Linked DNA regions of Homo sapiens: region 2 is linked to region 1. A link is a loop called in an ENCODE intact Hi-C map of the cell type or tissue named here. Cell type or tissue: CD4-positive, alpha-beta T cell. All regions are shown on one strand.

Region 1 (8,000 bases):
CCCAAAGGGGCTAGAACATTCCAGCACCATCCAATCTTCCCACAATTCCCTTGGTTTCACCTGCAAAATAGAGCCCATGAAGTTCCTCTCTGATTTTGACTGCTATCCTCAGATGGGCCCTCTAAGATTTCACTCACTAAGTGGGACTCCTTCCTTCCTGGGCATGTTTTGGTAACTTGGCTTTTGGCTTTGTTTTATTTAGCTCCCTCTGCCTCCTCCCACCTGTGAATCTTGTTGCTCTCATGACATCTCCCTGTATGTGTATATTTGAGGGCTCATAAACTTGCTATTGATGTTGTTTGCAGGTTTTAGGTTTTGCGATCCAAGTTACTGTATCTGTGTTTGTGGCAAGTTTTGGGGCTATTAAAAAACTGTGCCACTGCCAACTGCCCAGAATTCCTTTTACTTTTTTTCTTAATCCCTTTATGTAGCAGAGATAATTATATCCTCCCACATCCTTTTTTGTATTTCCTTTACAGTTGCCTACCCTTCCCCAACAATTAAGCATGGCCATGTGACAAGTTCTCACTAATGAAACTTGCATGGAAGTAACAGGTGTCACTTCAGAACAGTGGCCGTGGGATCCCTCCACATGACTCTAGTCTCTTCCCCTTCAGTCATGAACAGAGAGCCCAAAGAATGAAACAGCCTGGATTCGTGAATCTCAGCATGGAGGGCAGCAGTCTCTACTTGAGTTTGCATTAGAAGGGAAATTTTTTTCTTTTCTTTTTTTTTAAACCCAGTCCTCCAGGCTGGAGTACAGTGGTGCAATTTTGGCTCACTGCAACCTCTGCCTCCTAGGCTCAAGCCATCCTCCATCCTCAGCCTCTCAAGCAGCTGGGAATACAGGTGGAGGCCACCATGCCCAGCTAATTTTTGTATTTTTAGTAGCACTGGGGGTCTTCCTATGTTGCCCAGGCTGGTCTTGAACCCCTGGGCTCAAACGATCCACCCCTCTCAGCCTCCCAAAGTGCTGGGATTACAGGCATGAGCCACTGTGCCCAGCTGGAAATAAACTTTTATGTGTTAAGTCACTAATATTTTGGGTCTGTTGCCACAGCATAAATCCAGACTACCCAGACACTTTCCCAACCAATTCGTTTATTAATCATCCTCTTTCACTTTTTCTGTTAATATGCTCAAGTATCTCCCATCCAAACAAAACCCTTCCCCTGATCCTATAGTTGCTTAAGTTATCATACAGATTTATTCTCATTCACTGATACATTTCTGGGAGGAAAAGTCTGTATCGGCTACCTCCACATCCTCACCACCCACTCACTCTTCAATTCCTGGGGACATGGGCTTCTGCTTTCTTCATTCTTCAGAATCTATTTTCTTTAAGATTACCAGTGACCTACTACTTGCCAAATCTTGTTCAACACTACTTGACCTCTCTTCTAAGGCCCCAAATTCTGGTCAAGTTGTTTTAAATCCTTTTATGATCACAGACCCCTTGAAACTCAGATAAAAGAGACAGATCCTATTCCTAGAAAAAATGCAAATACACGTGTATACAAGTTTTTTTATACATTTCAAAGAGTTTTTGATCAGCAAACACCACCAAAGTCTATTCATAAATAGCCTCAATAGGTCTGAACCTTGGGTATAGAATTCTGCCCTAGTCTTTACCTAAGAAAGAAACAGAAGAGGAAGAGGGTCATTCATTTCCGTGAAACAGTCACATGGAGTGTTTTTTCATTTCCCAATGTATTTTCCTATATTACCCTGACATTTTAACTCACTTTATTTTATTTTATTTTTTGCAATTCTGTAGTGGCTTCTTAATCTATTCCCCATCTATCTCTTAATTCAGTCATGGAGTAGTTGCTAAGTATAAACACTGTGCTCCTATTACACCAAAGGAAATGACATAGAGCTGAAAAAGAGATATGTCCTCATTAAAACTTGAGTACTAAAAGAAGGAAAAATATGGCCGGGTGCGGTGGCTCATACCTATAGTCTCAGCACTTTGGGAGGCCGAGGAGAGTGGATCACCTGAGGTCAGGAGTTCGAGATCAGCCTGACCAACATGGTGAAACCCTCTCTCTACTAAAAATACAAAAATTAGCCGGGCTTGGTGGTGCATGCCTATAGTCCCAGCTACTCAGTAGGCTGAGGCATGAGAATCACTTGAAGCCGGAAGGCAGAGGTTGTAGTGAGCTGAGATTGCACCACTGCACTCCAGCCTGGGCAGCAGAACAAAACTCTGTCTCAAAAAACAATAATAATAATTTTAAAAAGAAGGAAAAATATGAACAAGGGCGAGACATATTGATATACTTCTGAGGAAGGGTCAATACTATACTGTACTATAGTATACCTACCATACTTTCTATAGGAGAGTAAATGTAATCCTTCAAAGATAGGTTTGGTTTTGATAGGTAGATAGAAGAGAGAATGGTTTGTCAAATGGGGTAGAAGGTATTATGTGAGCAACAAGAGATCTGTAAATACAAACGAATATTGGGGAGATAGTGAATAGGTTCCACATATGTTGACCACAGAGGACACAAAGTTATATAAAAACAGAATGGTAGATTGGGGCTAGTCGTGTGTCAGCCTTGAGTATCAGCCTAAATAGTCTGGGCTTTATTTTGTACATAATAGGGAGACGCAACATTTTTGAGCAAAAGACTGACAAGGTAAAAATGATCTTTTAGAAAGATTAATCTGCTAAAAGTATTTAATACAGAGATGAGGGAATGGTCAAAGAAGAAGAATTAGGAGACAGTGCAACAGTCTGTGCTCTGTACTTGTGAAGCATAGATCTGAAATGCATGAGGAGAGCAATATTAGCAAAAGGGGCACAGCTGATGTAGCAGGCATGAAAGTACATTGCTTGGATCTCCTTTTAGCTGAAAGAATACACTTAGCTAATGGCCATCAGCTGCAGCACCTTTGGAATCTACCACAGCAAGCTGAGGTTATGATCTTCCCAGGCAGCCCATACCAGTGGCTGATCATGGCAGCATTAACAGGACCAGTTCTACCCATTGCAAAACTTCTCTTAACAGGCAATCTTTGCTCTTCATCTCCCCATTAAGTAGGCTGAGACTTTGCTCAATATATATCAAAGTCTCAGGCTCTCCTGGCCCAATCCTCTTTACTCCCCTCTTTCCTTTCACAGATATCAGATCAGCATCCAGATCTGAAGGCTTTCTTTACCCAATCCTCCATCCTCCTTTTTTATCTCTCATAGGTGTACATCCCCATCACCATTCCACCCCCTACACTTCTTGCACTTCCAACTTTATTTCAGTGTCTGCTTCCTGAAGGACCCAAAACTACACAACTCTAAATAGAAAAGCTGGATGTATCTATCAAGGAATCTTATTCTCTTAGAACCAACTATGCCTAGAATAGCCGTTTGTACATTGTGAGTCTTTTTTTTTTTGGGTGGTGGGGACAGAGTTTCGCTCTTGTTGCCCGGGCTGGAGTGCAGTGGCACAATCTAGGCTGACTGCCATCTCCACCTCCCAGGTTCAAGCAATTCTCCTGCCTCAGCCTCCCATGTAGCTGGGATTACAGACATCCACCACCAAGCCCAGCTAATTTTTTGTAATTTTGGTAGACACAGGGTTTCACCACGTTGGCCAGGCTGGTGTCAAACTCCTGATTTCAGGTGATCCGCCCGCCTCGGCCTCCCCACGTGCTGGGATTATAGGCGTGAACGACCGTGCCCAGCCCATTGTGGGTCTTTAGTGTTAAATATAAAAACGCTTTGGAAATATGTGGGAAGTTACACCCTACAAAATTTACATAAGTAAAAAATTAATAGTATTGAGGCCAGGCGAGCTGGCTCACACCTGTAATCTTAGCACTTTGGGAGGCCGAGGCAGACAGATCACTTGAGGTCAGGAGTTTGAGACCAGCCTGGCCAACATGATGAAACCTTGTCTCTACTAAAAATAAAAAAATTAGCTGGAAATCCCTGGAACCCAGGAGGCGGAGGTTGCAGTGAGCTGAGATCATGCCACTACATTCCAGCCTGGGCAACAGAAAGAGACTCTGTCTCAAAAATAAATAAATAAATAAATAAATAAATAAAAAATAAATAAATAAATAAAAAATAATAGCATTGAATTAATTGTGTCTAGAATTAAAGAAGATATTTTAAGTTTAATTATTTCATGCACTAGAAAATGAAGAAATGTGATGATTTATGCATTGAGAAAAACACCAAGGTCACTGTAGATATGGATGTTTTATACATGCTGAAATCTTTTCTCTGATGTAACTTGAGATTAAAGAAGAGACTAAAGTAGCTATTTGGACATTTCTCTATTTAGAGGAACCAATTTTTTTTCTCAAACAGATATCTTCATCTCACAACTGAAAGTCATAATGGGATAGATGGGCAGGACAGAGCAGTTCTCTGAGAGAAGAGCTGCAGCTAGAGTTTAGCAACTATGAGAGACAGAACATGCACTAAAGATACGACCTTCAGATAACAAAGATTCTTAAAATTTCTTTTGAATATTCTTTATGTCTTCTTTTCATGAGACACTGACGCAAAAACAGAAAGACACTCTTGTCATAGCGGTGTTGAAAACATATATATAAAGAACTGTCACATGGTATACCAACTCAAATTCAGAATATAACGGAAACGCTACATGACAGACCATCTTACACTATCAGCCCAACATAACCACTCTTCCTGTTTTGTTTGATGGGGGAAGTTATAATGTAATGCCAGAGGTATATTTTATGTGTGTGTATTAGGCTGTGGAAGATTGGTTGACTGGCTTTTGGTCACTGAGTTTCAGATATTCAGTTCTAGAATAATTTGGGAATAAAATTGCTATCCTATAGTAGTTTTGAGCTATTAAGAACTATTTGGTTGAAGGTCTGATATCTTATTCCATTTTTAACTGCTACTCAACACAAGATTTTCCTTTTGAAGTAGGTCTTGGTAGAGGTTGAAGCATTTCCACGATATAATTTCGAATTATTGCCTCTCATAGTCCACCCCAGCATGACCTCTTTCCTGCCAGTTTCCTCTTTTTTTTTTTTTTTTTTCTGAGTCTTACTCTGTCACCCAGGCTGGAGGGCAGTGGTGCAATCTTGGTTCTCTGCAACCTCCACCTCCTGGGTTCAAGTGATTCTCCTGCCTCAGCCTCCCGAGTAGCTGGGACTACAGGCACGTGCCACCATGCCTGGCTAATATTTTGTTTTTTTTCGTTTTTTTTTTTTTTTTTTTTTTTGAGACGGAGTCTTGCTCTGTTACCCAGGCTAGAGTGCAGGGGCGCGATCTCTGCTCACTGCAAGCTCCGCCTCCTGGGTTCAGGCCATTCTCCTGCCTCAGCCTTCCGAGTAGCTGGGGCTACAGGCGCCTGCCACCACGCCCAGCTAATTTTTTGTATTTTTAGTAGAGAAGGGTTTTCACCGTGTTAGCCAGGATGGTCTCGATCTCCTGACCTCGGGATCCGCCCGCCTTGGACTCCCAAAGTGCTGGGATTACAGGCGTGAGCCACTACGCCCAGCCGCCTGGCTAATATTTTGTACGATTTTTAGTAGAGACGGGGTTTCACTGTGTTAGCCAGGATGGTCTCAACTTCTTGACCTGGTGATCCACCCTCCTCGGCCTCCCAAAGCGCTGGGATTACAGGCGTGAACCACCGTGCCTGGCCCAGTTTCCTATATTATACATCCTCTTTCCCAAATTATTTTCTTCCTTACTTTACAAATTCTCAACTTTCTACTTTTTTTCTCTGAACTTCCACGTCTTTTCCACAACCCTCTACTCCCAACTGAGGGTGTTGCCTACTTCTCCGGGAAAATAGAGACTACCAGAAATAGCTTATCTTTTGATTCCCAAATCTTTTTTTTTTTCATCCTTTTTTTTCCCTCACTCTGTCGCTCAGGCTGGAGTGCAGTGGCATGATCTTGGCTTACTGCATCCTCTGCCTCCCAGGTTCAAGCGATTCTTGTGCCTCAGCCTCCCGAGGAGCTGAGACTACAGATGCCCACCACCACACCCAGCTAATTTTGTATTTTTAGTAGAGATGGGGTTTCGCCACGTTGGCTAGGTTGGTCTGGAACTCCTGACCTCAGGTGATCTGCCCACCAGAGCGCTGGGATTACAGGCTTGAACCACCACGCCCGGCCTGATTCCCAAATCTATGATTCAATCTGCACCTGTACTTTTTTTTTCTTCCTTCCAGTTTCAACAGTGGGAGTGTCCCTCCTTCCTTCATTTCACTCCTGCCCTTTGGATCTAATCCTTCCTTCTCCACACCATCATCTCTCTCTTTCTAATAACTTCTGATTTCTGATCCCAAAGATGGGCTAGCATCTCTCATCTGAGAAAGCGAAACAAAGCAAAAACCTTTTCTTGTCAACCTCTGTCGCCCATGCTGAAGTGCAGTGGTGCCATCTCGGCTCACCGCAACCTCTGCCTCCTGGGTTCAAGCGATTCTCGTGCCTCAGCCTGCCAAGTATCTGGGACTATAAGCATGTGCCACCACACCTGGCTAATTTTTGTATTTTGGGTAGAAACAGGGTTTCACCATGTTGGTCAGGCTGGTCTCGAACTCCTGGATTCAAGTGATCCGTCTGCCTTGACCTCCCAAAGTGCTGGGATTACAGGTGTGAGTGAGCCACCATGGCTGGCCATAAAACCTTTTTTCTGATGCGTATTCTCTTTAAGTTACTTCTCCTTCTTTTGCTTCCCGTCACTGGAAAACTTTTTTTTTTTTTTTTTGAGATGGAGTTTCACTATGTCGCCTAGGCTGGAGTACAGTGGTGTGGTCTCAGCTCGCTGCAACCTCAGCCTCCTGGTTTGAAGTGATTATCCTGCCACAGCCTCCCAAGTAGCTCGGACTACAGGTGCACACCACCATGCCCAGCTAATTTTTGTATTTTTAGTAGAGACGGGGTTTCACCATGTTGGCCAGGCTGTTCTCAAACTCCTGACCTCAGGTGATCTGCCCACCTTAGCCTCCCAAAGTGCTGGGATTACAGGCGTGAGCCACCGCACCCGACCTCCAAAATATTTCTCATCTCTGAGTACTTCTCACCGTTGGCACTACTTCTACCGTGATACAAGCCATTGTCATCTCTCATTGAATTGCTGAAAACGCCTCCTAATTAGTCACAGTACTTTCATTCTTATCCCCTTATAATCTATAGTCCATTCAGAGTCAGGAGAGATCTTTTGAAAGTTTAAATCAATTTATATCATTTTCCTGATTAAAAACTTGTCTATAGGTTTCCATTGCACTTAGAGTAAATTTAAGTGCTTGGTTCACTCACTAGGTTAAAATTAAAAGTAAGTGCTTACTATGACACTGGTGAAAAGAAGGAAGGAAGGAAGGAGAAAGAAGAAAGGAAGGAAGGAAGGAGAAAGAAGGAAGGAAGAAAAAAAGTAGGAAGGAAGGAAAGAAAGAAAGGAAGGAAGAAAGAAGGAAGAAAGGGAGAGAGGGAGGGAGGGAAGGAGGAAGGAAGGAAGGAAGGAAGGGGAAAAAAGGAAGGAAAGAGGGAGGGAAGGAGGGAGGAAGGAAGGAGGGAAAGAGGGGCAAGAGCTCTTACATTGTGAAAAAGCTTGGCTTGATCAAGAAATTGAAAGAAGCTGGGTGTGGTGTCATGTGCCTGTAGTCTTAGCTACTTGGGAGGCTTGGCAGGAGGATTGCTTTAGGCCAAGAGCTCGAGTCTGCAGTACCCTATGAGCGCACTTGTGAATAGCCACTACACTCCATCTTGTACAACATACTTAGCCCTCATCGCTAAATAAAAATAAATAAATATAAAAAACTTAAAAAAAATTGAGAGAAGGTCGGAGTGCCTGGAGCAGGGTGAATGAGGTAAAATCAATATATGAGATGAAATACGGCCAGGCACAGTGGCTCACACCTGTAACCCCAACACTTTGGGAGACTGAGGCAGGTGGATCACCTGAGGTCGGGAGTTCGACACCAACCTGACCAACATGGAGAAACCCTGTCTCTACTAAAAATACAAAATTATCCAGGTGTGGTGGCGCATGCCTGTAATCC
Region 2 (8,000 bases), 590 kb before region 1:
GGCTAACTGCACTTATAATCAATCCCCACAACTGCCCCATGAGGCAGGAGCCAGCAACTCTCCAGGCAGGCTGGCTCCAGAGCCCTGGTTCTCATCCACTATGCAATAATGCCTCACGCACAACATTTAAAAAAGTGTTTCTGCCAGACACAGTGGCTCACACCTATAATCCCAGCTTTGGGAGGCCGAGGTGGGCGGATCATGAGGTCAGGAGTTCAAGACCAGCCTGACCAACATGGTGAAACCCCGTCTCTACTAAAAATACAAAAATTAGCCGGGCATGGTGGCACGCACCTGTAACCCAGCTACTCAGGAGGCTGAGGCAGGAGAACTACTTGAACCTGGGAGGCGGAGGTTGCAGTGAGCCAAGATCATGCCACCGCACTCCAGCCTGGGCGACAGCGTTAAGACTCTGTCTCAAAAAAAAAAAAAAAAAAAAAAAAAAAGTGTTTCCATGATACAAGACTTAGAATTACCCACCATCTCACCATCCTAACTAACGCAAGTCCTTATTTTGTAAAGGGTCTGCTGCATTATTGGGTAACTCTCCATCTGTTGGGATGGTGTCTCCATCAAGACTAGACCTGTCTCTGTGGCCCACTATGGCTTGCACCACCTTCAGAGTATGCAGAATAGGTCTCCTCACTTCTCCATGTAAAGGCCCTCAGGTTCAAACACTTCTCACCATCCCCTCTTTGCAATGCTGTACAATGTGGTACAAGTGGGATCCAAGATCACACCTGAGGACCCCACCTCTAGGCAGCCTGGACATCACTTACCTACCAACACAACCCAGGACTCGAGGCAGCTGCAGCTCTGGCAGTCCAGGGAGGAAAGTGGAAAACAAAGTGAAAAAAGGACAAAAAGAACCAGCAGCCCTCCGTGGGAGGAACGTGGTGAGGCTGTCTCTGTGACATGACAGGGGTGGGAGACAGAAAGAAGGGCTCCTAACAATGGTCTCAAAATAAGCTTCTCAGGACCACAAATTCTACCAAAATGACCTTGGAGCCCCGAGAACCTAGGAACCAGAAATGGTTCTGAGTGTGAAGACCCAACCAGCTCAGCCTTTAGTTCCACAGGCTCAGAGATAAGTAAATTAGCTAACTACTGTCAATGAGAACTACTGAGACAAGAAACCCACCCTCAAGTGAGTGGCATTTACATCAGATTCTGATTCCCAGAAGGAGTAAATTATAAGGGAAATCCTAGTATGGTGCTCCTTCCTCCAGATGGAATTTTATAAGATGGTGTGTCTGCAATAACATTGCCATGCATCTGAATGGCACTTCATACTTTCTCTAAGCTCACTAGATCTTCACAGCAAACTATTAGGTAGGTGGGATGCTAGAGTTATCTCTAGCAAAGCCCAAGGCTCAGTGAGGTTAAGGGCTGCTAAGTGTCACCAGCCAGTAGTGGTGAGGTCCTCGGCTCTTTCTCTCCCACTCCAGCCAGGCAAGAGGGATTAAGATGCATAGCTACACCTTCTCCTGTCATATACTGAGATTCACTATCTTTTGTTGTTTGGTTTCTGATAAACAACTTGAAATTCTTAGAAGATGTATTAGAAAAAAAGGATGAGGTAGCTGGGCGCGTTGGCTCACACCTGTAATTCCCAGCACTTTGGGAGGCCAAGGCAGGTGGAATACCTGAGGTCAGAAGTAGTTTGAGACCAGTCTGACTAACATGGAGAAACCCCCATCTCTACTAAAAACACAAAATTAGCCAGGCGTGGTGGCGCATGTCTGTAATCCCAGCTACTCGGGAGGCTGAGGCAGGAGAATCGTTTGAACCCGGGAGGCAGAGGTTGCGGTGAGCCAAGGTGGTGCCTTTGCACTCCAGCCTGGGCAACAGGAGCAAAACTCTGTCTCAGATAAAAAAAAAGAAAAAAGAAAAAAAAAAGTATGAAATATTTAGAACTGAGAAACACATTTGCTTAATGGTTAAAAAAAAGGGCTGTGAATATCCTCTCCACCATCATCCTCTTCTAGAAGCATAACATCTACTTCTTTTCTTTTTAGGGAATGACTGTGATAAATACTGAAAGGCTGTAATGCGTCTATGTAATTTTTTAATTTATATTTTTAAATTAATTAACCAATGAATATATTAGAGAAGGAGTCTGTCACCCCAGCTAGAGTGTAGTGGTGTGATCACAGCTCACTGTAATTTTGGACTCCTGGGCTGAAGCAATCTTCCCACCTCAACCTCCAGAGTAACTAGGATTACAGGCATGCACCATCACACCTGGCTTTTTCATTTTTTTTTGTAGAAATAGGGTCTCATTAGATTGCCCAGGCTGACCTCAAACTCCTGGTCTCCAGTGATCCTCCCACCTTAGCCTCCCAAAGTGAATTACAGGTGTGGGCCACTGCACCCAGCCCCATATTTATTTACTCTAGAGAATTTGCTATAACTGAAAAAATGAACACTGTGTTAGCGTGAGTCAAGTTAGGATACAGAAATAGCTTTGATGAGCAGAAGGGCACTGCATGATGGAAATGATTGTACGGCATCTTTCTGCAATACCCTCAGCACAGAGTGCTAAACACAACTATATTCACCATATGCCACAGTTCTGGTTATGGAAAGGGATGGGAGCCAGGAATGAAGGAAAGCCTGAAGGCATGGAACATCTCCGGATGGAAAAAAAAGGAAACATAGAATCAGGAACTGTCAAAAGACCCTATTCATTGTTCCCCTAAAGACTGAATTTATACCTGGCTTAAGAGAAGGAATCTTTCTTTTACTTTTCAAGTAGTCTGAACCTGCACGTATAACCCAGTAATATTTTCTATCAGGCTCTTCAATTGTGCTAAGATAATGGCCTACCCCCTAAGTAAGAGACAGCAATCATGTAGTTTTTGCTTTGCACAGACATATAGTTAAGTTAGGTGTAGTCTTGGGTTCAAAGTAAGAAAGAAAGGAATTACAGGGATGGAAGTTAAGAAGAAATCAAAAGGGGAGGAAGCAATCATCCCATGAACATATCCCCACTATTTAAATCAATAATACTGTGTTAGCTGACTAATCTGAAATTGAGAGTATTAGTGAGCTCCAATATTACAAAGTGCATACTTTACCTAGAACTCTGTGTCTAAGATAAAGTCTCTTACCCTCAATGAACTAGAAATCTAGCTGGGGATACAAAATAAAAAGTTAAAAAATAACAAAAAGACATTACAAAGAAGTACAAGATCAGTTGCTAAGAGAATAATTTTGACAATCTATTTTTGCGTGTTTTGAACAAAGCTCACCACAATTTGGGTGGTTTCAGACCCCAACTGAACTCCCCTGCCTTGGGCCTCTCTCCGCATTCTAATCCACCTTAAACATCACTACCATAGCCATGTTCCTCAATCAGTGGTTTTTCAAAGTTGCAGCACTGCACCAAAACCTTCAACGGACCCCAGCTATCCAGAAGACAGTCCAAATCTCTGAACCTGGCATTTAAAGGTCCCAAACGGGCTCTCCTAAGGCATCAGCTTCATCTGGGAACTTCCCTGACATGCCGTCTTTTGTTCCAACCTAACAGGTCTTACTCTCATGCTCTGAACTCTCACCTTGCACACTGCTTTTTCCCATCTTTGCTTCTATCATTCTTCTAACCTAGAAGGCAGTTTTCTCTTACCCTTCCTTTAAGATCCAGCCAAGATTAGTTCTACCAAGAGGCCCTCTCCTATCAGATGTCAGCAATCATCATTTGATGGGATGTGGTCTCTCATCTTTTATTATACGTCTTGTGTCCTATCTCTTCAATTAACTTGCAGTTGGCTCAGAGGCAAAGGCTCAATCCTATTCATGTTTAGAGCTTTAGCATATACATGACATAAAGGAGGTGCACAATAAACATTTGTTCAATGAGTCAGCAAACCTCCAGTGTCCAACAACTAGGTTCTCGATAAATCTTATTGTTGGTGGTGGTCTCACTGAAATTGTTGAGGAGGGAAATTTCATATCACAAAGACAGGCCCTAGGCAGTTAAATGTTGTCATTGTATAGCACTAAAAATATATGACAGGTGAACTGCTTCTTGCAATTCCTCAATGTCTGAAATACGGATAAAAATGCAATTTTGTGGTGCTGTCATTCAGACTAAAATGGGTCCAGAGCCAAACTAAAATGTTTGACAAATTCTGTTTTTTGTTTGCTTGTTTTATCTTTGGGCAATTGCCACCACATACCTGTACGGTAAAGTGAAGTTGCAAAATACACAACGGTGTGATTAGGACATCATTGTAACATATTACAACATTATTTAAACATGACCCAATCAGGTCAATTGTCACAAGACTTAATTTGTTGCAACTTTAACAATTTATATATTAAAGTTTAATTCTTGAACTGTTTTAAAATAAAGAATAAAAAAGGATCTTAACTCAAAACAAAAGAATAGTGGTAGGGTGGAGTCCCCCTATATGCCTTAGCTTGAAAAAATAAATAAATCATTTCCCATGAGTAACATGCAAAATACACAGAGCAGGAAGCCGGAAACAGGCAGCTGGCTGTATTGATAACAGAGAATCCAACTGTTATCTTGAGGCAGCAACAGGAAGGAAACTAATCTTTTGACTGAAGTCCTCCCTGTGACGGACTAGTCTGAAGGCCTTAAATTCATGTTTGCTGATTTGTATAAAAATAGAATTTGAGTTACAATAGTTTCCTTAACTGTTTAACTTGCATCATGGACAAAACACATGTAAATATTTGCTCTAAATGCATGTGAAGCAAATATGCAATTGTCTGCTAGTAACTGTCTGATGGGCCGACTACAAAACCCACCATGAGCTCTCTATGACCTGGCACCTACAGGTTGCATCTGCTGGGCAGTCCCTCCTGCAGCTTCCAGAGGGCCTTTCTTCTGAGCGGCACAACCCCAGTTTGCCAATGTGGAGACCAAGGCACTGCAGGCACAACTTCTGAGAGGAGACCCACAATAACTGAGAAATGAGGCTCTGTCACCAGGGTCCTGCCTCTGTCACAGTCGTACGTCAAGGTGAGCCGCATAAAGTCACAATCCATAAGAAGCCAAGACTCTGGAGGGAGCTGAGGTTATGATGGGGGCTTTCTCCGAAAATAAGAGGCAAAGCAACACAACTACCTCTTCTAAGATGAGAGCTAAGGTGGGAACCAGTGTGAATTAATCAATAATAAGTTAATTGTACATTTAAAGATAACTAAGAGTATAATTGGATTGTTTGTAACACAAAAGATAAATGCTTGAGGGGATGGATATCCCATTCTCCACGATGTGATTATTAAGCATCACATACCTATATTAAAACATCACATACCCCATAAATATATACATCTACTATGTATCCACAAAAGTTAAAAATATTTTTTAAAAAACAAAACAAAAAAAACCAATAGTGTAAGGTGCCAAAACCAGGTGGAAAAAGCAAATGTAAAAAAACAGAATTAGGACCTTGTGATAAAATTCTCAGTAACTGTTCACTGTGTTTGACTAAAAATGGGTAGCATGCTTCCAAACTGCTTTCACATACAGGAAGTCATATCCTGAGCCCATTAACCTGCTACTCTCCATCTCTACAGGATGGGAACTGCAGTCAGGGTGACTGATCAGTTAGGGCAAAGGCTGAAGTAAGCCCAGGTGTGCACTAGTGATGCTGCATTAGGATCTTCACTCACTTTCCCTCCTTCATTACAGCCTGTGATTTCTAACTAACTGAGGTGGCTGAGGCACAGACTGGTTTTGGGATCCCCCCGAGGGCATGCTGCTAGCAAATAAACACCCAGAATTAGAGCCCACATTTATCTGAACCCTACAGAATCCCAAAGCACCTGAGGCACTCCATCCCACACAGGGAGTGTGGGATGGTATCTATTTAGTTCCAACCACCATCCCACACTGCCTGAGGAAAACAAGACATCACCTCCCCAAAACAAGAAGAAAAAACTCATAACCATCCATGTCTGGTCAGTTCCTTCAGACTGAGTTAAAAGATTAATATAAAATAGGAGTCAGCAAACTTCAGCCAGTAGCCTCTTTTTATGTAGCCTGGGAGACACACAGGTTTTACATTTTAAGAGGGTGGTTAAAAGGAGGAGGAAGAGGAAGGGGAGGAGGCTGATGATACCCCATAGAGACTCCATGTGGCCCACAAAGCCTAACAGTTATTATCTGGTCCTTTATAGAAAAAGTTTGGCATGTCCTGGTTTAAAACATTTCAATATAATAATACTGTTGATCCCACATCCCATTTGTTAGACTCCACTTCAAATTAAAATCAGCTTAGCAAATAGGTACTAAGTGCTTGCTATGAGCAAGGCACCACACTGGGTACTATTTTAAATTTTGCTATTGAATATGTTGCCAGGTTAATGCTCAGTAGCCACAAGCATTTTCTGGTAAGTGATATCCACATGTCAGGTCAGTCACAGGGTGAACTCGGGGCCCCTTCCACTCCCCAGCGGAGTGGGTATTTATCTGGTTACCTTCACTTACGGGATGGAGTGTGCCACCCCATTTGGCAGGAGGGACAAACTATGGTAATCACCACAGGCTAGACCTCAAGGCTGCACCCTCACCTTCAAAGGATGAGAAGGGTGGAACAGCTTGAGGCCTGATCTTCCAACTTTCCAGCCCTCCCCACAAGCTGAAGGCTCTTCAGCTCTTATTTTGATGGACACTTCATACACCATCACCTCTTCTCCTCCAGTCCTCCATGGAAGGGGACTTCAATCCAAGGTGGGCTGAGGGTAACTTGCAATGCCCTTAAAAGTTAGGAAAAACTTAGAACTAAATAGATACCATACACTTAATTACTAAACAACACAGAACGGCAGAACTTAACACAGAATGGCAGAACGTTAACACGAATACAGACTAAGTAGAAAAGAATGTTTTAAAGCGCACCAACCGTAACAGGCACACTCAAGACTTCATGAAAGTAGTATAATTGCAACATATGGAGAAGGGAGATGTCTGTGTGATATTCTTCCTAAGGAACATTAAAGAAGCAGTAAATATTACATTCTATACTAGTCTACCATGTGGCACACAAATTCACCAGTAAAGATAAAATCCTCTACTTCATTTTCAAGGGCTAAAGGTAGGCTTTTGTTGTAGGAGCCTTGGATAAAGCAGAGGTATTGAGAGAGAATTCAAATTTGTGATGTTTCTTATTTCATGCAATATACACAAAAAGTAGCCTTAATGTTCTACGGGGCGTGTAAGCTAGTCAGAGGTAGTTTATTAAAAAATCAAATAACATGCTCCCCGGCCCTTGCTTATTATGGTTTTCAATCTACTCCAGGTTTCCGGAATCCTTAAGGCCAAAATAATTAAGGGCAAAGAGGGAAAAATAGAACTCTTTCAAACACACCAGTCACATTATTTTCAGACATTCAAGATAGAAGAGGATTCTGCTCTACCTCAATGTTTTTGCACAGATGCCCACAGAAGCTGACGTCGCCAACAAGATAACAGTACCAATTCCAGCCGTTCTTGACAGTTTCCGACAGCTCTCCTATTTAATGAGGATGTCAAAGTTAACAGTAATTCATTGAATCCAAAAAGCTAAGGTCTGAGGGATATTTTTTCTTTTAAACCAGAAAGACACAAAGACCAGAAAGAGGGGGAGTCAAAAGACTTAAAGCCACCACACAGAGCTGTCTACTATGCATGCACAGTATAGCACTGACTAATCCCTGAATGAATTATGGAAGCTCCCATCTAAGATAAGCTAAGATACAGAAGTCCTCCAAATCAGACTATACAGAATGTATAAATTTATCTGCAAAGGATTAGCATTTTGGAATAAAGAAAGCCACAGCAATGCCAAGTTATCACTTGAAACTATAGAATTATGACAAGATTCCACTTAATGAGAAGAGGAATTATATTTAAAAATAAATGAACATAAATACAAAAGGATTTAAAAATTGGCTTCTGTTCTGAAGAACATTACACATGAGTCACCTAAACCCTTTTTGGCCAGTGACCATAACCCATTGTAGAAAAGTTCAGGGTTGAAACG

Evidence for each region. Hi-C counts contacts between places; a loop is a spot of excess contacts. Peaks named below come from ENCODE experiments on the same cell type or tissue, not always from the same donor. Only the 100,000 strongest peaks of a DNase experiment are listed, where the experiment ranks them.
Region 2: it touches region 1 in a loop (1.9-fold over the local background); 1 of 110 quality-filtered maps calls a loop at or near these places.

Annotation. Positions count from the first base shown.
Region 1 is chr2:53,991,540-53,999,539 of GRCh38, reverse strand. It overlaps a transcript of ACYP2 not described here. Among named protein-coding and RNA genes, the nearest start is that of PSME4, 25 kb to the right of the region's middle. In CD4-positive, alpha-beta T cell, no CTCF peak of the experiment used is centred here; a DNase peak (open chromatin) is centred at 4,609; H3K4me3 peaks cover 1,018 bases; H3K27ac peaks cover 2,611 bases.
Region 2 is chr2:54,586,270-54,594,269 of GRCh38, reverse strand. The region is part of intron 2 of SPTBN1 (spectrin beta, non-erythrocytic 1); the gene reads right to left. It overlaps LOC124906008 (a long non-coding RNA gene), which reads left to right and starts at 4,836. Exons shown (of 3, transcript XR_007086322.1): 1 at 4,836-8,000. RefSeq lists an enhancer at 4,606-4,655. In CD4-positive, alpha-beta T cell, no CTCF peak of the experiment used is centred here; a DNase peak (open chromatin) is centred at 4,509; H3K4me3 peaks cover 663 bases; H3K27ac peaks cover 5,634 bases.